Regions from separate parts of the Homo sapiens genome. Here all the other regions are linked to region 2. The links are chromatin loops, found by intact Hi-C in ENCODE. Cell type or tissue: ascending aorta. All regions are shown on one strand.

Region 1 (8,000 bases), 230 kb after region 2:
TAGTGATAGGGGAGGGGAAGGGGAAAAGATATTGCAGAGTGGGTGATATTAGAACTGACTCAGGAAAATAACCAGAAAATGGCACTACTCTTTAATTCTTCATTCCATTTATATATCATTTTGGTGGAATTGTTTCAACCTACTGTGAGCAAAACCATGTAGAACTGTTTTAAAAGCTCATTCTATTCGATACCTGTTGTATTTGAGATGTTTTATAGAGGAAACACAGAGCCCATTTCTTTTTTCTTTTTCTTTTTGCTATCTTCTTCTTTTTCTTTCTTTTCTTTCTTTTTCTTTTTCTTTTTTTCTTTTTTCTTTTTCATCTTGGCCAGGATCTGACCTCATGATCCACCCGCCTTGGCCTCCCAAAGTGCTGAGATTATAGGCATGAGCCACTGCTCCCAGCCACAGAGCCCATTTATGAAGAGACATAGAAGGTGGATTTTATAGGGGGTGTCCTGTGGCAGTGGCAGGTGGGCACACAGTCTGTGCTATCTCCATGGTTTCCAGTTCCCATGCTCTCTTGGTTCCTCCTTCTTGGCAAGAACTTCCAGCTGATGCTTCCCCTCTTCAGCCTTTCAGCCTGTAAATGACTGGATCCTTGGAGGCAGGCACCTCTGGACTATCTAGTCAATGTCCCAAAAGGGCAGAAGCACATCTTGGCAGAGGAATTCCACATCTCCAGATGTAGTACATCTATCAGGAGGCAGATGAGTAACAGGGAAAACTACTCATTGGATCATGGTCACCATCGGGAGATGTGCTGTGGAAGACTTAGTGCTCAAAGGCTTTGTTCAGACCTAGCCACAAGGGGATGGCTTGGGAGGCCTGAAGTTCAGCTTCAAGCAGCCTCAGTAATGGACAGTACCTGGGCCCTGGAGAGGTGAGTAAGGTAAGAAAAACTTTGACCTTTGACTGCAGAGGGAGCACATCCAACTGCCTACAGGGACAAGACAACAGTGAAGTAGGCTGGGGGAGATTGTGGCACCCTGGGGAATTTGTGCCTCATCTAGAAGGGATAGATTCTACTCAGTTCCAGCAAAGGTCACGTGGGAACACAAAGCCAAGGAATGGAGAGCTGACAACTTTTCAAGAGAAGGCAGAAATTCAGATTTTTATGAGTCATCTCCTGATTTTTTGGATGTTGGGAATTAATTCAAAGTTTGTTTTGTTTTGTTTTGTTTTGTTTTGTTTTGTTCTGTTTTGTGACAGAATCTCACTCTGTCGCCCAGGCTGGAGTGCAGTGGTGCAATCTCGGCTCACTGCAACCTCCGCCTCCCAGGTTCAAGCGATTCTCCTGCCTCAGCTCCCGAGTAGCTGGGACTACAGACGCATGCCACCACACCCAGCTAATTTTTTTTTTTTTTGTATTTTTATTAGAGATGGGGTGTCACCGTGTTAGCCAGGATGGTCTCGATCTCCTGACCTTGTGATGTGCCCGCCTTGGCCTCCCAAAGTGCTGGGATCACAGGCGTGACAAAATTTTAAGATGTTGAGCAAGCCAAACAAAGTTCTCCTGTGGTTGGATTTGGCCTTGCAGCTATAAATTTGCAACCTCTACTCTAAAACTTGAGCATTAATCTCTGAATTTCAATCATCTAGTACTAGAACAGGAAAAAGGGTGAGGCTACTAAGAAGCTGGAAACAGGCAAAAAGGTTTATAGGATCTGAGGGGTCATTAGTCCAATTTCTAATTGCATAGATAGGCAATCGGAGGCTTGGAGAGAAGAAATGCCCAAGGGCACACAGTTCCAGGCAACAGTAGCACTTGCAGTAAGAACAAGGAGACTCAGCTTACGGTGGCTCATGCCTGTAATCCCAGCCCTCTGGGAGGCCGAGGCAGGCAGATGGCCGAGGTCAGGAGTTTGAGACCAACCTGGCCAACATGGTGAAACTCCGTCTCTACTAAAAATACAAAAATTAACTGGGCATGGTGGCAGGTGCCTGTAATCCCAGCTACTCAGAAGGCTGAGGCAGGAGAATCGCTTGAACCCAGGAGGCTGAGATTGCAGTGAGCAGAGATCACGCCATCGCACTCTAGCCTGGGCAACAAAAGTGAGACTTCATCTCAAAGAAAAAAAAAGAATAAGGATACTCAGGCCAGGCATGGTGGCTCATGCCTGTAATCCCAACACTTTGGGAGACCGAGGTGGGAGGATCACTTGAGGCCAGGAGTTCAAGACCAGCCTAGGCAATATAGCAAGACTCTGTCTCCTCAAAACATTTAAAATAAAAGAGGCTCAAGCGGGCCTGACTGGCATTTGGTCTTCTTGCCTCAGTTCCCTCCTTTGTTTATTTGTTTCCATTCTCTAGTTTGTGGCTATGATTGGTACATATGTCCCCTACTGAACTTTGGATTATTCCTATTGGACCCCTGGGAGCTGTCCTGGCCTTCATCTGGAGTCTCTGCCCCAACCTCTTAGCCTGGAGCTGGTGCTGTTTCTGAGTCTGCTGGCACTGACCCCCTTGGGCTCCTCGCATGGGCCTGTCTGAGCTCCACATTGTGCTGAGTATGATACATACCTAGTATGGGACAAAAATAATGCTTGATCTCAGTGTGCCATAGTCCTGTGTTCCATCCAGTAAACACACTGCTTCCTAGGATTAATGTCTCCCTGCAGAAAGGAAAAGCAAGTTGGAATGTCATTTTGTGTGTGTGAACTGTAAAATGAGTTTGAGTACATTTCAAATTTGCTCTTTCTTGCCCTTTTTTTGCCATCTAATAGTCATGGCCAACTCATCCATTAGGTACAGCTAGCACAGTATCTAGGGACCGAGATACTTTTAAGGGCCTGCAGAATGTTTTAATTTTAATTTCTTTTAAAATCAGAATAAATAAAAATAAATAAATAATAATAAACATATAAAAAGAATCCAGTGTACTTAAAGCCACTGAACTGTATGGTTAAAAATGGTTAAAATGGGAAATGTTATGTATATTTTACCACAATAAAAAAAAAGAAACCAGCATGGATTATATTCATCTTTATACCAATGCAGTTATAAAATATAATTTTTAATATTTATTATGGAGGGAAGGGCCCACAGATTCAAAACTGCCCAAAGCTCATGAATGTTATCATTTGGCCCTGTTAGTAGTTGGTTAATTCATATCAAGGAGAAGTTTTGTATTTATGGACCAAATCATATGGACTGCACTTCTCTCACTTCTTCGTGGCCTAACCAGGAAGGTTACACAGCATGACCCAGATTCCTACCACGTGCCACCTGGTGACAGCTACACAGACTGTTCAGGGGAGATGCTGAGTACAGTGGTTCTGAGAGACTTGTTAGTTTTGGTCTCTGCACAGCAGGTCCTGCCTTATTTAGCACAGTGAAGCTAGACACTCTGAGGTAGTCAATTTTACTCCAAAGGGCATTTCTCATGCTTCTCTTTATTAACAAATCTCTCTCTCTTTGGACTACCAAAACAGTCTTCTGGCAGATCTCCCTGACTTGGCTTTTCTCCTACCCAAACCAGAATTATCTTTGCAAACATATATCTCCCTGGAATAAAGTTATTTAATGACTTCCAACATTTTCATTATTTCAGAAAGCTTGATAGAAATCCCGCTTTAACTCATGAGAGTGCTTTTAAAAGTAACTAAAAAACTGCTTTAGTTTGTGCTAGAATTATACCAGCATGGTTACTACAATTAATAAATTTTGAGGACACAAATTAATTATTTTCCAGACGCATAGTTTGTGTTGCAATGAGGTCTTACACCCATGGATCCTTGGGAGAAAGATCATGAATGGATCCTTGGAAGTGAAAAAGTATGGAGATCCCTAGAAATGTCTCAGCTGTCTGCCTGACCATTCTGGGAGGACAGTATCACTCTGGTCAAAGAGAAATTACTGACTAGCTGACTATGGTACAGAAGGTGGGGGAAGATGAAGAAACATCACATTAAAATTCAGTGCAAAGTGAAAGCTTGTCTTGAGCAAGGGTGAATGACTCAGCAAGAAATTGTTTACAGGATTTTAGTTTCTGCTCTCTGCAATTCTTATATTAAATAAAAAGCGGATTTTCATTATCTACTTGAAGTAATTCCATTACTCACCAGATAACAAATAAGCAACAAACACACTTCCTAGGATATTTTTTTAATCCTAAAGTGAAAGCAGTGCTTAGAATCACAAATGCTTGGCATGTATGGTCATTAACAAAAATTTGGTCTTTGGCAGAGTGAAAGCTTTGGTTTTTAAGTTCAGTTCCGCTTGTTTATCGTTGTAGTGCATAGTTATCATTCCACATTCCTACATTCAATCCCCTTTCTTCTGGTAACAGTCATACACACACACACACACACACACACACACACACACACACTCTTTCACACGCACAAATTTTCTTGGGAAAAAAATATTTTTTTTCCACATTTGGAATATCCTTCAAGACTCCCATAGGCTTTGGAGGGCACCAAGTCCTGTGCTCTCTGCTACTACTCCTTTGAATATCAGAGTGATCACATGTTCCATTCAAAACAAAATCGGGCAGGGCGCAGTGGCTCACTCCTGTAATTCCCAGCACTTCGGGAGGCTGAGGCAGGCAGATCACTTGAGGTCAGGCATTCGAGACCAGTCTGGCCAACACAGTGAAATCCCATCTCTTTTTTTGTATCTAAAAAACTACAAAAATTAGCCAGGTGTGGTGGCATGCGTCTGTAGTCCCAGTTATTCAGGAGGCTGAGACAAGAGAATTGCTTGAACCTGGGAGGCAGAGGTTGCAGTGAGCCAAGATCGTGCCACTGCTCTCCAGCCTGGGCAACAGAGTAAAACTCTGTCACACACACACACAAAAATAAATAAATAAAATAAAATAAGTTTATCATGACTGTAATCCCAGCACATTGGGAAGCACAGGCAGGCAGATCACTTGAGGTCAGAAGTTTGAGACCAACCTGGCCAACATGGTGAAACCCCATCTCCACTAAAAATACAAAAATTTGCTTGGCATGGTGGCGGGCACCTGTAATCCCAGCTACTAACTAGGGAGGCTAAGGCAGGAGAATCACTGCCTTAGATGGAGGTTGAGGTTGCAGTGAGCCAAGATCATGCCACTACACTTCAGCCTGGGTAACAGAATGAGACTCCATCTCAAAAAAGAAAAAGAAAAAAAGAAAAAAGAAATTGAGACAGGATGACAGGATGAGGGCCAGCTTCTGTGCTGACCTATCAGCTCTGCCTCTTGGCCACATACATGCAAGCTGAGAGCAGCCGTTTTGGCTGCACGTCGTAAATTCAGGCTGGGCTGCACTCACTCAGGTCCCTTGTTGGCACTATATTTCTTCCATTTCAAGGATTCAAACACACACACACTCAGTCCATTCTTTCCTTGATTTATTTTCGTAATACAAGTAAATGAATTATTTTGAATATTGGGGTTATAGTACTAAACAAACCAAAGTCCTCCATGAAACATTCAGTAATTCAGGTTTATGAGGTGTAGATGGGCATATTACCTGGTTTGTCCCTAAGAAACACTTAGCCACTCCTTCAATGACTGGTTCAGAAATGTGTCTTGGATGAAGTTCCCTAGAAGCAGAGCCTGAGGCAAGGATTCAGATGTAAGAAAGGCAGGGAATGCTCTTAGAGAAACCTGTAAGGGAGCAAGATAGAGAAGGAGAAGGAGCCAAGTAACGACCTGATGTCAGGTAAAATCTAGTCTTGGTCTGGTTTTGTGTGTGGAGAGGGAAGCTTGCCTCTGGAACACAAATTACACTACAGAGTTGTTTCTGCCTTGAAGCAAGGAGGTTAGCCTGTTAAGAAACTCCATATCTATTAGTTATTAGTCTATATATTGAGACAGTGTAACTTCCCCGGCATCCCTAGGCTAGGAGGCTTTTGACAACCTAAAACACCTCTCATAAACCAAGGTCACAGGTTTAAACTGCTGGCCACAGCCTCAAAATAGCTGCAGGGAGTGGGGGAAAGGGTAAAGAATGGAAGGGGTGCACCAGCTGATAAAAGGGATCTGAGTGGAGTGCCAAAACATCCACTACTGCATGTGTCCCAACCAAGTTAATCTTAGACAATGAGATTTAATTCTGCAACTTCTTCTGGAACCATGAGGGAAAATAATCTTTCCTTTTGCTCACCGTGAAATTAGTACAATGCCTGCCTGCAGCTGCTTGAGCCCGTTTTGGGAACAGCCAACTGAGAAGAAAAGAAGAGTAATATAGAGAGGCAGAGTCCCGGTGACGGTGACTCTAATTAGTGTTCTTTTCTCTGCATACCAGTTTGTTCTGCACCTCAATATGTCCAATTCCCTTTAGAATCCATCAGTTTGGCCGGGCGCGGCGGCTCACGCCTGTAATCCCAGCACTTTGGGAGGCCGAGGTGGGTGGATCACGAGGTCAGGAGATCGAGACCATCCTGGCTAACACGGTGAAACCCCGTCTCTACTAAAAATACAAAAAATTAGCCGGGCGAGGTGGCGGGCGCCTGTAGTCCCAGCTACTCAGCAGGCTGAGGCAGGAGAATGGCGTGAACCCAGGAGGTGAAGCTTGCAGTGAGCCGAGATCGCACCACTGCACTCCAGCCTGGGCAACAGAGCGAGACTCCGTCTCAAAAAAAAAAAAAAAGAACCCATCAGTTTAACCCAGCTGGGCCTGAACTCAGTAGTCATGGAGTCCAATTCTCTTGCTTTGGAGGAGAGATTGAGATTAAGGTAACAGAAGATCCGGGATTAGAATCCAAACCTCGTGTTGACTTGTGAGTCAAGCCGAAGGCATGTTCCAGGGCATCAGGGTGCCCTAGCTCTTGGAGGGAACTTAAATTCTTTTGCCAAGGAAGCAGTATTTATTTTATAAGGTCAGCCACACTATAAAAGAAACACAAACAGAAATCTCGCCTGGTGATTGTCCAATGCATCGCAGTTAATGGAGCATTTTCACATCTGGGATGTCCTTCAAGACTCCTATCAACTTTGGAAGCACTAAGTCCTGTGCCCTCTGCTACTTCTCCTTGGGATGCCAGAGTGATCACATGTTCCATTCAAAACAGAATTAGGACAGGATGAGGGCCAGCTTCTGTGCTGACCTCCCAGCTCTGCCTCCTGGCCACATGCAACTTGAGATCAGCCCTTTTCAGAGGCTGCAGCTGCTGCTGCACGTGATGAGTGCAGGTTAGGCTGCATTCACTCAGGGCCCTTGTTGGCACTTGTATTTCTTTCATTTCAAAAAGCCAGCAGGCTAGGGGCCAGAGAAGATCCCATCAAGAAATGTGAAACATATGCCTCACTGCTCCTTTGCTGCCATCAAGACCAAATAATTAACCATCAGTGAATTTCTTTTTCTTTCCTTTTTTTTTTTGAAACAGAGTCGTCTTGCTCTGTTACCCAGGCTGGAGTGCAGTGGTGCGATCTCGGCTCACTGCAACCTCTGCCTCCTGAGTTCAACCGATTCTCGTGCCTCAGCCTCCCGAGTAGCTGGGACTACAGGCATGCACCATCATGCCTGGCTAATTTTTTTGTATTTTTATTAGAGATGGGGTTTCGCCATGTTGCCCAGGCTAGTCACTCAAACTCCTAAGCTCAAGCAATCTACCTGCCTCAGCCTCCTATAGTGCTGGGATTACAGGTGCGAGCCACCACACCCAGCTATCAGTGAATTTCAAGAAGTGGACAAGCATAGTGCCAGAATCAAAGGTAGAAGGGAAACAATCAATTATTTATTTATTTATTTTTGACACAGGGTCTTGCTCTGTCTCCCAGGCTGGAGTGTAGTGGTGTCATCATAGCTCACTGCAGCCTTGAACTCGGGGGCTCAAGAGATCCTTCCACTTCAGCCTCCAGAGTAGCTGGGACTACAGGGTTGCACCAACATGTCTGGCTAATTTTCTAATTTTTTGTAGAGACATGGTCTCACTGTGTTGCCCAGGCTGGTCTTGAACTCCTGGCCTCAATCAATCCTCCTGCCTTGACCACGCAAAGCACTAGGATTACAGGCATGAGCCACTGTGCCTGTCCAGAAACAACCAATTTTTTTTTTTTAATT
Region 2 (8,000 bases):
GCAATCCCATTACTGGGTATATACCCAAAAGATTATAAATCATGCTGCTATAAAGACACATGTACACGTATGTTTACTGAGGCACTATTCACAATAGCAAAGACTTGGAACCAACCCAAATGTCCATCAATGATAGACTGGATTAAGAAAATGTGGCACATATACACCATGGAATACTATGCAGCCATGAAAAAGGATGAGTTCATGTCCTTTGTAGGGACATGGATGAAGCTGGAAACCATCATTCTCAGCAAGCTATCACAAGGACAAAAAACCAAACACCACATGTTCTCACTCATAGGTGGGAATTGAACAATGAGAACACTTGGACACAGAAGGAGAACATCACACTGGGGGCCTGTTGTGGGGTGGGGGAAGGGGGGAGGGATAGCTTTAGGAGATATACCTAATGTTAAATGACGAGTTACTGGGTGCAGCACATCAACATGGCACATGTATACATATGTAACAGACCTGCACGTTGTGCACATGTACCCTAGAACTTAAAGTATAATGAAAAAAAGAAAAAGAAAAAAAAATACATAAGCACCTGTAATCCCAGCTACTCTGGAGGCTGAGGCAGGAGAATTGCTTGAACCCAGGAGATGGAGGTTGCAGTGAGTCATGATGGTGCCACCACACTCCAGCCTGTGCAACAGAGAGAGACTCCATCTAAAAAAAAAACACATGAGCAGATATGTCCAATTATATCATGATTTATTTTTTATTGACAGAGAAGTGTATCAGATTATTTCACCTTTAAACCGTTCTCAGAAAGTTCAAGTGGAAACTTTTTTACAGAATCATACAATTTTCAGACTACATGGATTCCAATAAAACCAGTTTGTAAAATACACCAGTGTTTACAATTACAGCACACACTTATGCAATAGCTATTTAGTGTTGGTGAAGAAATCCAAATTCTTCCCAAATTTTATGATTTATTCTGAACTATATTATTTGAATTTAAAAGGTGAATTGACATATCACCTGTTTCAATTATCAAGTTTTTAATTCCTTTCTGAAGTTTTAAATAGCATTTAATTTAAAAATCCCAATTTTGGAATAAATGTTTTAGGTGACAAATGAGTTTTTAAATGAGTCATTAGCCAAAGAAAAGAGTGGGCCCCACTTTCTCATACCCTCTGCCACAATCAACACCATGCACATCTCTGGAAGCTGGGCTTTTTGTTTTTAAGCAACATGATGAGACCCACACCTCATGACCAAGTTTTTATCAGTTCTTTAACCTGAGCCTTGCCTTTGTCAACCCAAAGTTGCAACAGAGGGAGATGTTACTTAATGTTACTTGTATTTAAATTTCAGCTTCTATTTGCTGCCATCAGCTAAACTGAAACTCTTCATTTAAAACACAGGCGGTGGCTCACGCCTGCAATCCCAGCACTTTGGGAGGCCGAGGCGGGCAGATCACTTGAAGCCAGGAGTTCGAGACCAGCCTGGGCAACATTGGGAAACGTTGTCTCTACTAAAAATACAAAAACTAGCCAGGTGTGGTGGCAGGTGCCTGTAATCCCAGCTACTTGGGAGGCTGAGGCAGGAGAAACGCTTGAACCCGGGAGATGGAGGTTGCAGTGAGCTAAGATCACGCCACTGCACTCCAGCCTGGGTGACAGAGCAAGACCCCTGTCTAAAAACAAAAACAAAAACAAAAACACACAGTAAGCGTTCCACCTCACTGGCCCTCCATAATCTAGGCCTGATCTGGGGTGAGGCCAAGAAAAGGGGAAAACTATTCCATTTTGATCTATTTCCAATTGCAAGACTCAAAAGTTCAAGTGAGGCAGGGCGCAGTGGCTCATGCCTGTAATCCCAGCACTTTGGGAGGCTGAGGCAGGCGGATCACCTGAGGTCAGGAGTTCAAGACCAGCCTGGCCAACACGGCGAAACCCTGTCTCTACTAAAAATACAAAAATTAGCTGGGCATGGTGCCAGGTGCCTGTAATCCCAGCTACCCAGGAGGCTGAGACAGTAGAATCGCTTGAAGCGGGGAAGCGGAGGTTGCAGTGAGCCAAGATAGCACCACTGCACTCCAGCCTGGTTGACAGAGCAAGACTCCATCTCAAAAAAAAAAAAAAAAAGTTCAAGTGAGACAGTGAGCAGTTAATGTCAATGAAATGATTTCACCTGGGAAAGCTTGTCCTCGTGATTGATGCAGGTGGGATGACATCAGAGGGGCCTACTTTCTGGGCTGTGATCTCCTAGGGCCAGAAACTCAAGATGATGTTTTGTAGGCCTAATCTTATACTGAGGCAATTTCATAGAAGACTGGCTGGCATCTCCAGGAAATTTGGAGGCATGTGGCCACTTCCTAGAGGAGCTGTTTTAGGTACAGAGGCAAAATTTAGAAGTTACTGAGGTTTGTTCAGGCACTCATTTCTCCAAACGCCAGGATGGTTTTTTTGTTTGTTTGTTTGTTTGAGACGGAGTCTCGCTCTGTTGACCAGGCTGGAGTGCAATGGCGGGATCTCAGCTCACTGCAACCTCTGCCTCCCGGGTTCAAGGGATTCTCCTGCCTCAGTCTCCCGAGTAGCTGGGATTACAGGCGCCTGCCACTACATCCGGCTGATTTTTGTATTTTTAGTAGAGACGGGGTTTCACCATGTTAGTCAGGCTGGTCTCGAACTCCTGACCTAAGGTGATCCACCCGCCTCGGCCTCCCAAAGTGCTGGAATTACAGGCGTGAGCCACCGCGCCCGGCCACCAGGGTTTTTTTTGTTTTTGTTTTTTTGTTTTTGTGGGGTTGTTTTTTAACGTAGTTGTTGTTGTTGTTGTTTGTTTAATTTTCTCAGTGAGGTCCAGTGAAGGAACCAGGAACATGTACCTCCTCCACAATATGAGGATTTATACTTTTGCTCTTGGAGATGTTTGCAGGCACCTGAGAAGGCTCCTTGCTCAGTTCTTCCTCTAAGGTCCTCCTTAATGGGGTTTTACAACCTGATCTTGCAACCTCTCACTGGGGGAGACAAGAAAGGTCCGTGTTTTCCTTTTGTGAGCCTCATTCTCCCACCTCTGGCAAGGATACGTTTTTCCAGGTTTTGTTGTTGTTGCTGAAGAAACTGGGAGTCCCAGGAGCCAGAAGAGAAAGCTGTAATTTGGGGCCAACTCTAGTGTTCCAGTTCCAAACTTCACAGGCTGGGCAGCACGCTGGTTTAGCATGAGCAAGCAGCAGGCAGGCTCCTCCCTACTGATCTGTGCGGGGGCTGAGGAACACTCCTGGAAAGTCAGTCTAGTAAAGGGATCCTACAAATAGGTCACACAGAAGGAAAACAAAAAGACATCCAAAAAAAGTCTATTTCCGAGAGGTAGGGAATGGCAGCATGGTGGAAAGATCAACAGACAGGAGAGTGCGAGAGGCCAAGGTCCCAGAAAAGAGCGAGAGCCGTGGGTACAGCGTGAAGCCCCAAACCATGAGCTCGGGACAGATACAGACACAGAGCGAGGAGAAGGTGGCTGCTAAATTCTAACTCCACCAGTGACAGTGGAGGTTTGTTAAGGACCAAGCCCGTGGAAACTGTGTAACTGAGTTATTATTCTAGGAAACCGACCTGAGCTTTCCTTTCTTCATCCAGGAAGCCCAGGGAGTTTCATTGCGAGTGGGAACAGAAAACATTTTCAGCACTGACCACAAGGTGGCGCCAGACGCCCGTGGATGTAATGGGTCTTCCCCTCCTGGTGAGCTCCGAAGCTGGCCATGGGATCAAGTCCTCCAGATTGAAAGGAAACCAAGAGGTCTGCAGGCCCGGAAAGTTACTCTAGCCTAAGGATAATACACGGCACAAGGAAAATAATAAAAAACATCTTTACTAAAGAGACGGGGAGGGTTGGCCCAGAGACTAGACCGGCAGAGTCTACAATTCTTCTGTGAAGGGAACTTAAAAGACTTTTCCACCGAACCCCTTGACAGGACAGGGAGAGCCAAGTGGGGAAAGACTGGACGTTAAGGGGCGGAGAGGAGCCTTTAGAGGAGAAAAAATGCCTTCTGACTGATGGATTTACATTTACTGGTATTCCTCATTGACACGATAAACGAGTCGATAAGCCCAACACGATTGAATAACAAGTAGAAATGCATTCTATTAGATTCATCTTCTCTGAGAATGCATTATGGTAGCTTCGCTCTTCTTGGGTGTCATGGACTGATGACTTTTCAAATATATGGTATCAATTGTGCCAGCCAATATTCTCCTTCTGGTGCTTATATTGTCCCAACTTTGGCCAGGAGGAGCCCTGTATAGATTGTTCCTTGTGTAATTTTGAATGACCCTTATTTAATGCTTTGCTTTCTGTCTCAAAAAGGTATAGGTGTTTTAAGATTACCTTGTACCTTTCAACTCCAAACTGACATGGCATCCATTACTGCTCCAAGAAACTTTGGCTCCTTTGGGAGAAAACTAACACTAGAAACCAAAATCTTAGCATTAAGATGCATTGTGGAGGTGACATTTCTCCTGGGCCATTTCAGTGGAAAAAAGTCAAAATATTTTTAATGTCATGTTTCATAAAGACATGACTTCATATTAATATGTTTGATTCAGTTCCAACAGTGCCCTGTTCTTAGTCAAATTTGGGATCCTAAAATTAGCCTTCCTTGTCACTAATCCTAAAATCTAGATTCTTATCAAAATATACAAAATATATATTATTTACTTGCTTTATCTGATAAGATAATAGTTGCAAAAATACACTATCAATACAAAGGGATAAATACTCAATAAAGTTTTTGTTTTAGACTACATACACCTACGGATTTGTTGCCAAATTACTTTGTTCTAGAATCTCTCATAATATCTCACACCATGTGGCTATGCAGGGACTTATCTGACAGGTAGTTCTGGGTCCATTGTTTCCATCCACTTTCATTTTGAAGAGGCTGCAACCTGCCCCCAGCCCCCGTTTTCTGCTCTACTTTTTCATTTTACCGTGACTTACAAACTCCCAATATACTAAATAATTCACTGAATAATAATACTGTTATTGTGTTATTATTTCTCCCTTACCCCATTGGAATGTAAGCCTCATGGAGCAGGGATTTTATTCACTGGACCCTGGCAGTTGCACCCTAAAGGCAGGACTAAGAAAGCTGGGCTTGATTCTGGGGGCTCAGGGGACTCTACTGGGTTGGCCTGCAAGAGACAGTCTTCAGTGAAACAGCAGAAGCCACTCTAGGCTGCTCCCAAATACTTATCCCCCCACAACACACACACACAAGTACTTCCCCCAATTCCCACAGGACTCAATGAGAAACTGTGAAAACAAAGCAAGCCAGTAGTGCTGAGCCTGAGCCCCTGGACTCAGTGACTGGGCATCTGGAGGGTTGGAGCTTCTAGAAAAAGAATGTGGCAGGAAGCTGTGCCTTATGATGAGAGTGACCTGGCTCCTGGTTTGCCCAGAGGAGTCCCGATTTACAGCTGTGGTCCTGCCGTAATTACTAATCACATTCCTTTTCACTCATGTAAGTGTCCAGATGTAGGGATAAATGCATTGGAGGGGCAGGGAGGAGGCCTGGGGACTTGGGATAGAAGTGCTCCAGGGGAGAGGGAACAGCCAGCTGTAGAGGAGGCAGCCCCTCCACCAATGGGGGCTGGCAGGTCGGGTGCATGGCTGGGGCTCCATAAATGCACATTCAGGGCAAGGGGAGACAACAGAAGAATCAAGAGAAATCTCTGTGTACCTATAGATGCCAAAAAATGGATGGGCACTGGGAATAGTTGTGAGAGACTCAAGCAGATGGAGGTCAGGGTCCTTTCTCAGTTCTGCGCCTGGGCTGTGACAGAAGGATAGTGCCCCCCACCACCCCACCATAAGGGGGCAGGAAGAGAGAGGAGGGAGGGTGATGACTGGAATAGTAATATGGTCTTTGTTTTTGCAAACTGAAAGTGTGTTTCTAGTTTAGGTCAAATATAAAATTAGCACACACCCTCTAACGAACAACACAGAGAAGCATACAAAATAACACAAAGGAAAAGAAGGAACGGGTCTTGAGCGATCTCATGCTCCTGGAGAGACCCCTCCAGGTGGTGAAGGGCTGTGGGCCTCTGGGGAAACACCCAGTTGATGCAGTTAGACTGTCCCACCACTGGGCTGGCTGGAAAGGGCCCAGGAAGTGAGGGTGAAGATAAACCAACTTGGAGGCTCCAGAGCTTCGAGGGGGTTAGAAAGCAAGGCGCAGGCCCTGCCCATCAATCCCTTCACCCCTCAAGAAGTTTCCTCCCATCATTCCTTCTCTGTGGTTGGCTCTTTTCTTCACCTGGTGGGGCAAAGGGGTGGGTAGAAGCTTCCAGAGGTAGGTCCTAAATGAGCAGACTAAGAGGGGCTGGGGATACCCTGAGTAAGCTGTCAAGGAAAAGAGGGTTCCCCAGGGATTTCCTGTGGGGTGGGGCCAACAGGAAAGGCTTAGGAGCACCTAACCAGGCGAAGCTTATGCCAGCTGCCTCAGTTGGGGTTCTCATGCAGCCAGAGGCTGCCCCCAACCAGGCAGCCCTGGGCTCTGGACTTCTGGGGCTGCTCCTCCGCTGCTCCCATCCCCACCCCCACCCCCACCCCGAGTCCTCTTGACCAAAGGTATCCTTTGGAGCCTCTCTGGACTTGAGGTTGAAAATGTAACTAGAACTTTAAAGACCGCTTTTGGCCAGGGTGGCCCTTTTTATTTGCTGAATTCTGTACTTTACCAACAGAAAAAAGGAGCACAACAAACATGCACATGTTACTGACTTCTGCATTCTCGTCGCATTGCACACATACATTTCACCTGCTGTCTGCAGTGTGCACACACTGTCAACACTTTACAGTAGTTCATGGATCCTCCGTGTTCATGCACATCCCATTTTCAGTGTGGCTGTGACCTTCCTCCAGGTCACCTACTGTAGAGCTCGCTAAGCCATTCCCCTCTGCACCGGCATTGGGCTTGAAGTGAACTCAACACCATTGCTCCCATGATTCCTTTTCTCTCAAGGATTATTCTGGGAAAGTGGGCTCTCCAAGCCACCCAGTGTGTAGAGTCCTTGATCATTCTCATCATACATTTATGTCCTGCTCTCCAGAAACACTGAATCAGTCAGACTGTAGAGTGTCACCAGTTTCCCTCTAGCCTTGCAAGTGCTGGGTGTATTTATGTGTACGTGTGTATATATAGAGAGAGACTCTGTGTGTGTGTGTTTAGCAGGTGTGTAGGTAATTCCCCCATTACAGATGAGAAAACTTAGGACCGAAGGGATGAAGTCACTTTTCCCAGGGTTGCTCAGCCAGCAAGTGGCAGCCCCCAGTCTAGAGGTCACATCCCCTAAGCCTCAGTCAGTGTTCTGTTAGACAAACCACCCTGCCTCTGATGGTTGCTTCTAGACTTGTAGACAACAGGCTCTTCCTACTTCTCTCATCCCTTGTCCGTGGCGGAAAACAGAAACACAACTTGTCCCCTCATGGTTTCCATGTCATGCAGACCAGGTTCTCGGCTTCACCTGGGCCCTTCCGCAAACCTATGAGATCCAGGCCCTGAGGAGTTCCTCAGGAGACATCACAGCCGTGGCACAGGCATCCACCTCCTCCCTTCTGCAGCTGATTAACTTCTGGGGTGAATTGGTTATTTTCTGAAAAATAATTTTCATTAATATTCATTAGAGGATAGCAGTAGTAGTAATACTAAAGAATATTATTACATTTTTAACTATTTGATTAATTAATTTCCAAGCAGCAAAAACAAAAACCAAAAAACAATTTCAAGCCCTAGATCAGGGGCTTCCAACATTTGCTAAGAATATCTCCCAGTTCACTACCCTACAGTTCCCTTGAAGCCCTGCTTGGTCAGAGTTCCTCATTCTAAGACCCTGCCCCACAAAAACCCAGAATGTAATTCTGGTTCTTAAAAAAAAAATTAAAGGCAGGTGCAATGGCTCACACCTGCCTTGGGAGGCTGAAACAGGCAGATCGCTTGAGCCCAGGACTTAGAGACCAGCCTGGGCAACATAGCAAGGCTCCCTCTCCAC
Region 3 (8,000 bases), 64 kb after region 2:
GCTCAGCAATAAAATATTTGAGGTGAGTTGGTTGGATAAATTGATTACGAGTATCTCCAAAAGCTATTTAAACATAAAATCATATAGAGATGTAACAATTAAAAAAAATATTTGCATCTTGACATCATCATATGCCTTGATGAATTTGTTCTCTGTAACATCCCCCTTGCCTATTAAGTCTAGAAAACATCAAGTTTGACATTACTTCTCCTAGAGAAGCCATCCTTACTCAATGATTACTGTTTCCTTCAAAAGTACTCAAAAAATATCAATTTAATAACCATTCCTGTGTTTAGCCTAAAATAGACAACACTTAACAGTCTCATTCTGGAATTCACCTTTTTGTCTCAGTAATTTCATGAAGGCTATCTGAAAGATTTCTCCACAGTCTAAAGATATAAATTATCTGAGCACAGAAATTTATTTAAAGCAACTACCTTAGAAATCTACTTTTAACCCGCCAGGAAATATTCTCAAAGACACTAATTTAGAACACTTCCCTCTGTGAACAAGGTGGCTGATAGCTCAAACTCCTCCTCTGTTCAAAACCCCACCAAGCCTAACCTAGGTTCTACTCATTAAACATATCTCAGCAAACTATGTATGCTTTCAGATACAAGGTGCACCTCATTAGTAAACTAGAAATAAACATTTCAGTTCCTAAGTCATTTGGTTTAGGTCATGTTACAGCAAGAAATTAGGGTGTGGGGGCATGCATATCATGCTGGTCTGTCAAGTGTTTAAAAGATAGCAGAGAATTGAGTCACAAAAACTTGCTAAACACTAACAGAACCAGCCTATCAGAATCGAGTAGCAAGCCAATGCTTCTAATAATGTGTTTCTCCAGAAACAGTAATTTGGCATTCTTTAAAAAACAGTAGTGTTCAAAACATAAGATAGCATCTATACTATATCAAAAGTCCTTTAAGAAAAAAAGTGACCTTGATTGTGAAGCCATTTGGAAAGTTAAAAGTTCTATATAAATGCAAGATTATAAAGGACCCCTTATCTTCTAGCAAAGTATTAAAATGGAAAACTTAGGGAGTACTGTAATGCCACACTCCTCATTTCTTGATTTGGACAATGTAACTGAGTGTTTCTGAAAAAAATGGTAATTTCCAGATTCCAAACCCAAAACTTTCCATGTTATAGGAAAAACAGGGAGAGTAAACTGCATCTGGAGATCTCAACTAGGGGGATAAGGGTTGGGAGTGTGAAAGTTAATTATACAAATTGGGTAATTATTGTCATACCCAACCAAATCAGATTCAATGCATTAAGGGGAAAAAGTACATGAAGGACATAGCAGCTGCTCCAAGAACTCAGTTTTCCACAAGCCCAGCTACTTAAACAGACTACTGTAAACCCTAAGACCAGTTTTACCTAGTAGCTGCTGAAATGACCTGCTGTGACTCTAAGACTGGTTTTACCTATCACTGTCACACACCAATCAGAGCTTGCCACCTCCCAAAAACTTATCTAGAACCAATGAGTTTTCTTTCAAAACATACGTAACATTTCTCTTTATAATAAAACTCCCCATCTTCTCTGTTCTTTAGACATACCAAAAACTACTGTCTGTGTATATGCCCTGAATTACAATTCTTGCTTCCCAAATAAAACGTTTCAGAGATTCGTCTCTATATTTTGACTTGAAAGAAGACTTTATTATACTGTTTGAATTTTTTCACCATGTGCACTGGTAAAGATAAGAGGACCATCCATATTAGATTCCAGCTCATTGTTGACTTGTGGGAATTCAACTCATGTTATTAGCTTCTCATTTTTAAAGGGAAACAAGAAGTCTGAATTTTATGTGAAACTCCCTGATTTTTAAATGTTGGCAATTAATTTTTTAAAGCACTGTGTGGGTTGAACAACATTTCTGTATAAGGCCACTGTGTTTAGATGTACCCTGAAGAAGGTACCCCAGCAACAAGGTGGGAGTGAAATTCAAACTTCTAGAGAAGGGCTGGGCCTGCCTAGAGAATTCTCACAAACGTGCTACAGAGACTGTGACAACTCTGCTTCTATGCAACCTCTGGATTATATGGTAGGACATTACAGCTGGAGATAATTTAAGTGCCATATTCTGCAAGAATGACCTTATTCTAACAACCCAAGTTGCCCATCTGCTAGGCCTATTTATTCTTCTAGCAATGGCAATAGATTGCATGAAGCCTATTTTGTTTAGCAGTATTATTTGTCACTAATAGTGCAAGGTGCATGTGTTAACTGTATAGTGATATATGTGTAATATACATGTGTGAATATATATTCAGCTGAATCCTAAGGTTTTATGACTAAATAAGGGACACAATGGCATTTGTTTTTGTCACAAAGCTTATATCATGTTCTAAAAAACCTTCTAAGATTTTGGGGAAGTTATTTGTAGAAGTGAGTTAGGCAGGGTTCCATCTGACACATGTATTTAAATTTGAAACTAAGCATTCTCCTCATGTGGAAGAAAACTTCTGTAATATTGCCCTTCCCAGGACTCTCCTCCTAGTCTAAAACCAAGCATACACAGAGTAGTGTGTCACGATACAGACACCAGGCTGGGAATAAGGAAACTTGGTTTCTTATACAAGTATTGTTACTATCTAGCTATGTAGAGTTTTCCAGGGTTGTTTCAGTTCTTAAAGTTACTTCAAGTATTATAAAAACAGTCACTGGTATAAGCATTGGATTAAGACTTTTTAAAAATTGGTAAAATATTTAAGTACAAAATAAGTAGCTTCCAGCGAGGTTTTTATACCATAGTAAGAGCACACAATAGATATTACTAGCACACATGGGTTATCTGGGAGCGCTATAGCTACAATAAACCTAATTATGGAACAGAAATTTGCATTCTGTTTCCAGTGCTACTACACTCCTACTTTCTCAAAAGTCTGCTCTATTAATATCAGCTCAGTGCAGTTTACTATGAATAGTTTATGTCTGTGATGCAAAGCATTAATTGTTCTCTTTTTACAAACATACATTTTTTTCATAAGGAAGACTGGGGGAAAACCCAGAAACATACAGAGAAAAGGAAAGCATCATCAAATATATGTTAAAAATTAAGATGATGTTTACTACTAGTCATCCTACAACAATTTAAAGTTTTCCTCAATTTATATTCATTTGATTTTACAGCAAAGATAAGCATACATGATTTTTATTTCCATTAAAAACTTAACTACTAATAATTACCCTCAACAAAGGAGTACTGAGTTAGAAAAATAATAGAATATGAACTAAAATGTTTTAAAAGCAGATGTAATAGAGATGAAAATTTGTCTTAATTATATTTGGTCACTTCTGTTGCTTAGTGGGAGAAGCCATGGCTGCCACCCAGTGGCAACATAAGTCTTTAAATGATTTTAAGATTTAAATAATATTTAAAACATTGATAAAAAAAATTCACAAGTTACACAACTTCAATTTTACCATCAGTAATTCTGGCGTATTAGATATCTATTTATAACAGCAAAGAATTAAAACATCCATATGCTTAGGCAGCATTAGGGAATTTGTTGAAAGTATCATACGACATCCTACTCAGTTATGTGGCTTTAGTATTTTTCAATTAAAATACTGATGGCTACTTTACTTAAATTTAAATCTCCAGAATAATAGGGGGACAAATTATGACCATAAAATACAACTGGTTTTCTTCTATAGCCTACAGAAGCAGATTGGCCTCTTATCCATACACCCAAATTCCTACTTGGTTAAAAAACAAATTAAAAAATTAAAAATAATATAATTTTCCCTAACCATGAGCACATTCTATTTTTTCCTCAGGTATACATCAGTTTTAGTGTCCCAATCAACAAAACTTAAAGCTGAAAAGAGGAAATGAAAATAGGTAATACCATTCCTGACAATTACTGATATTTAGTGAGGAGAAAAAAACAAGTATCTCACTGCTTCCTGTTTTTGCAAAACTTGGCCATAACTTATTTCCCACTGGCATAAATATAACATGTCCTAATACAAGATGCTCTAGAGGTAAAATAATACAAGTGGGATTAAAAAAATAAATAACACTAGAGCATCTATTTACAGTTTGAAAAGCTAAATATCTCAGAGACTGTTTTGTTTTCTTGAATAACCAGATGAGGGAGAAGCACTGGAAAAAAATTAAGTGATTTTTATTTCCAACAGTTGTAAATTAAAATTGTACAACATGTTTTCTAATCTATGTCTCATGTGTCTTGCTGTATGACTGAAGACAATGAATGTATTTTTAAAAATTATGGCAGACACAATATACTTGGTATTTACAATGGCCTGTGACAAATATAATACCTGGAAATAATTTCTAATTTTCCACTTATTATTGCTATTTAGTCACAGAAAAGATTAACACTCTCCAAGAAATTTTAGCATATGTCATATATAGATATAATAATTTTATATAATGAAAAACCATAACAGAACAGGGTGCCTTTACAAGGAAACAAAGGAAAGGCAATAAAGGATTTCTTCCATATAAAGATTCTGATATGCATTATTTGATTTTTGTTTACAAAATACAAAACTGTAATATTAGAAGCAAAGGGAAAACAGCAAAGAAAAAAACAATAAAACAGAAGGCCAAGGATAAGGAACTGTTCTATGCAGATGCACTGCATACATAGTATATATGTATGGGCTGAGTTATAATAAAAATACTTATTGTCAATTCTCATATAGATTTAGAAACAACAATTTCCAATCAAGCACGACTGGACCCAACATTTTCTCAGTCTTCAATTACATGACAAATTACAGCTACACAGCAGTCACTTCTGGTCAGCAGTATCATGATAAATGCTTGACAAGATATAATTTTTCTCCTTGTTCACTTGTAAAAATTGGTGCCTTTTTGTAATGTTCTACAAGTTCTTCCATGGTGCTGAATTTACGCTGCCCAATGCAGTAGACAGTCTCTTTTAGTTGGACTTTAAAATGCTTGTTTTTCCCTTGTGCTTTTAGTGATACTGAGAAATCATTTGGCTAAAAGAGAAAAAAAAGATACATATAGTAAACATTTTGAAAGCCCTCTATCAGTATTTTTATATTAAACTAAAAGCTAAAATCTAAGCACTTACTAAGTCCTAGGCACCATGGTAAATTATTTACATAGATTATCTCCTTTACTCTTCAAAACAAACCCTTTTTACACATGTGAAAACTGAGTCTCAAAGAAGCTATTAATAACTTGGCCAATATCATCCATCTAGTTAACAACAGAGCCAGGATTCAAACCTGCATAATCAAAAGTCTCTTAACACCCACGGCTCCAACAGCAGACACCCACAGCAAATCCTTTAGTTAAATATTTGAAGAACAAGAGCTATCTTCTCTCCAGTCAGAGAAACACATGAGAAAGTCTAAGATACCCACCCAACCCCTTTTCAATGTGTAGCTAACAGTAGCTGTCTTAGAGATAACATGCTGAATTCCCAAAAATGAAGAATACACAAATGAGAATTAATCTAAACTTTAAGGAGAGGCTACAAACTCAAATGCCTACAAGAGCCAAAAGAATAATGTAAATAAGTGTCAGAGTGGAAAGGTAGATGGGCAGAGGAAATGACAGTGTATCACCAATCTAAACAAGTGGTGACTTCTCAGCTGTGATTGTTGCCTTGCAGGAACCGGGTCTCAATGTTGGTAGTTCTTCCAATTTTAAATGGTCTAAAGTCTGAATTTTTATAATAAATATCCTAATATTTAAATATCGGCAATGAATTTAAATGTTTAAAAAACACTGTGAAGGCTAAACAAAATATGCCTACTTGAGACCTCTAACCTTAAAAAGTATACTGCTAAAAATAATGGTATATATTGCATTTTGTCTAATATCTACACTCAATTACCCACAAGAAAATACATACAATTCTGCATTCAAGCTATCTTCTTTTTAATTAGTTTTGTTGTTGTTGTTACAGTCTATATCAACCCCCAAAGCCTCTTTTTCTACAGTTACTCCCAAAGTTTCAAACAGTGAGCCAGATCAGGCAACTAACAGAAAATGGATGTCATCACTCTTCCCTACTGCCAACCAACTGCTTTTCTGAGGGATTAGGCACAGGCCCCATTTTCCTGAACTTCACATCAGGAAGTTCAATTAATCTCTCTCCCCACCACACCCCACTTCCACACATTTTCTTTCAAAATTTTGTGCAATTACACATTCCCTTTTGTACAAATATACTCACGCAAAGCCAAGATTAACCATGATTTAATAAATGGAAAAGTAGTGATATCTTTCATCAAGGAAAAAGAAAGGCCATTTTTAAGGAAAATGAGTGTCATCAAATTCTAATATCCTAAGCAGTATCTAAAAGAGACCATGAAACCATATTATTTTTCAACTTTTATGGTTTTATAGTTTTATTGTTTACTAGTATTGCAATATAATTTATCTTTTATTGCAAATGCATTTCAAACACTGCTAAAATAGGTTTTTTGAGGTTATAATAAAAGTGCATTCCAATTTCCAAGTAACCAATTTATGAAGAAACTTAATATCAATTTTTTAAATTCAGGGATTTCCTATGTCATAAGGACTACAGTGACTACCTTCTTACACATTGCATCCAATAGCAATTTTTTAAATGTTTCCCAGTTTAATCTATAGTATTATTCTACTCTCAATGAAGAGGCCAGTGTTCCATTTTCTCCATTTAGTTTAATGCAACAGAAACAGAAAATATATCAGGAATGCAAAATCAACAGAACTAGACAAGACGAAATAATTCAGTGTGTAGCAACACTGCCACAGCTCTCTTTTATTCAAAATAGATAGCTAGAAAGAATGCGGACTTTAGCTTTGGAACATTTATGCTTATGTTACGTCCCAGCTTGTTACCTGGTTAACTTTAGGGAAGCCACTTAACCTCTCCATTTCTCTCTCTCTTTTTTTTAAAATACCCAGAGCTCTATTTGTATTTACCTCCGAAAATCAACTTACCGAAGATTCACTATCACGAATGAGGAAATCCCCTTCATGTCCTCTTTCATTTAATGCCATTTCTGCTTGATGCCTGGTGACTTTGCCATAATACCAAGGATTGCCAGCAAACTTTCCAGTGAGTGAAGGCCTAATGTAATCACACTGTGGAGGTGATGGTTCCAAACCTGAAGTTAATGGATTATTCTGCATAACGGTAACATAGTTTTTTGGTACTAGACCAACCATACCATTGATCTTCCTGCATTTCCACCACTCTGGGTCATTTTCAGGTTTTTCAATAACATCCATTACATCTCCTTTCTCGAAATTAAGTTCTTCATCATTAGATGAGCTGAATGGGTAAAGAGCCTGTACCACATGCAACACTTGCCCAGTATTTAGGTTATTGACGACTGCTGCTAATTTCTCTGACAGAGAACCCACATGGTCACCCAAAGGACTGTCACCTTCTTCAGTTACATAGTTTGAAGGGAACCATCCAACTTGTCCATTGTAGCTACCACGCCACCACCCATCACTGCATTTCTCCATGACGATCACCTTTGTCCCCTTTATCAATGATAATTCATCCTCTCTCTCAGCCATGTAGTTAAATTTCACATAAGCGGGCATGTTGAGGTCATAGAGACGTTCCCCTGGGTCAACAAAACTATCATCAGCAGGAGATGCAGAATCTGGCACACTAGGTTTTCTTTTCACTTTTCCAATGCCTGTTGAAATTAAAAAGGGCCATGAGAGGAGAATATAAAAAAATGATTACCAAAAGAATGAACTTATTCATTATTAAAAAGAGATCTTCAACTCTATATAGATCTTTAAAGCTTTTAAATATAACAAATTTCTATGTAGTTAAAAATCATCTTTTTGGAAATAAGATGCAAATTTTCTTTTTCTTAACCAAATAAATATTTAATTTGTTATTATATGACAGTTCACCATCTTTTCTCTTGTCAAAGGCCCTGAAATAACTATATAACATAATTATAAAGTTGTCCTAAATTAATGAATTCCCTCTTAAATGTAAATATAGATTTCTTTCATAGCT

Evidence for each region. Peaks named below come from ENCODE experiments on the same cell type or tissue, not always from the same donor. Only the 100,000 strongest peaks of a DNase experiment are listed, where the experiment ranks them.
Region 1: it touches region 2 in a loop (3-fold over the local background); 4 of 110 quality-filtered maps call a loop at or near these places.
Region 3: a loop joins it to region 2, with 2.7 times the contacts of the local background. A loop is called at or near these places in 23 of 110 quality-filtered maps.

The regions. Positions count from the first base shown.
Region 1 is chr3:136,782,879-136,790,878 of GRCh38, reverse strand. No RefSeq gene overlaps it. Among named protein-coding and RNA genes, the nearest start is that of SLC35G2, 32 kb to the left of the region's middle. In ascending aorta, no CTCF peak of the experiment used is centred here; DNase peaks (open chromatin) are centred at 3,232 and 4,510; H3K4me3 peaks cover 1,518 bases; H3K27ac peaks cover 3,354 bases.
Region 2 is chr3:137,009,717-137,017,716 of GRCh38, reverse strand. It overlaps IL20RB (interleukin 20 receptor subunit beta), which reads right to left. Exons shown (of 7, transcript NM_144717.4): 7 at 6,632-7,604. The coding sequence ends at 7,494. Among named protein-coding and RNA genes, the nearest start is that of IL20RB-AS1, 32 kb to the right of the region's middle. RefSeq lists a cis regulatory region at 2,927-3,939. In ascending aorta, a CTCF peak has its summit at 3,638 (motif pointing right); DNase peaks (open chromatin) are centred at 3,206 and 3,656; H3K4me3 peaks cover 1,285 bases; H3K27ac peaks cover 1,599 bases.
Region 3 is chr3:136,945,248-136,953,247 of GRCh38, reverse strand. It overlaps NCK1 (NCK adaptor protein 1), which reads right to left. Exons shown (of 4, transcript NM_001291999.2): 3 at 6,953-7,665; 4 at 1,642-4,989. The coding sequence ends at 4,795. IL20RB-AS1 (IL20RB antisense RNA 1) reads left to right here. Exons shown (of 4, transcript NR_183729.1): 4 at 6,917-7,262. Among named protein-coding and RNA genes, the nearest start is that of IL20RB, 8.7 kb to the left of the region's middle. In ascending aorta, a CTCF peak has its summit at 3,329 (motif pointing left); no DNase peak of the experiment used is centred here.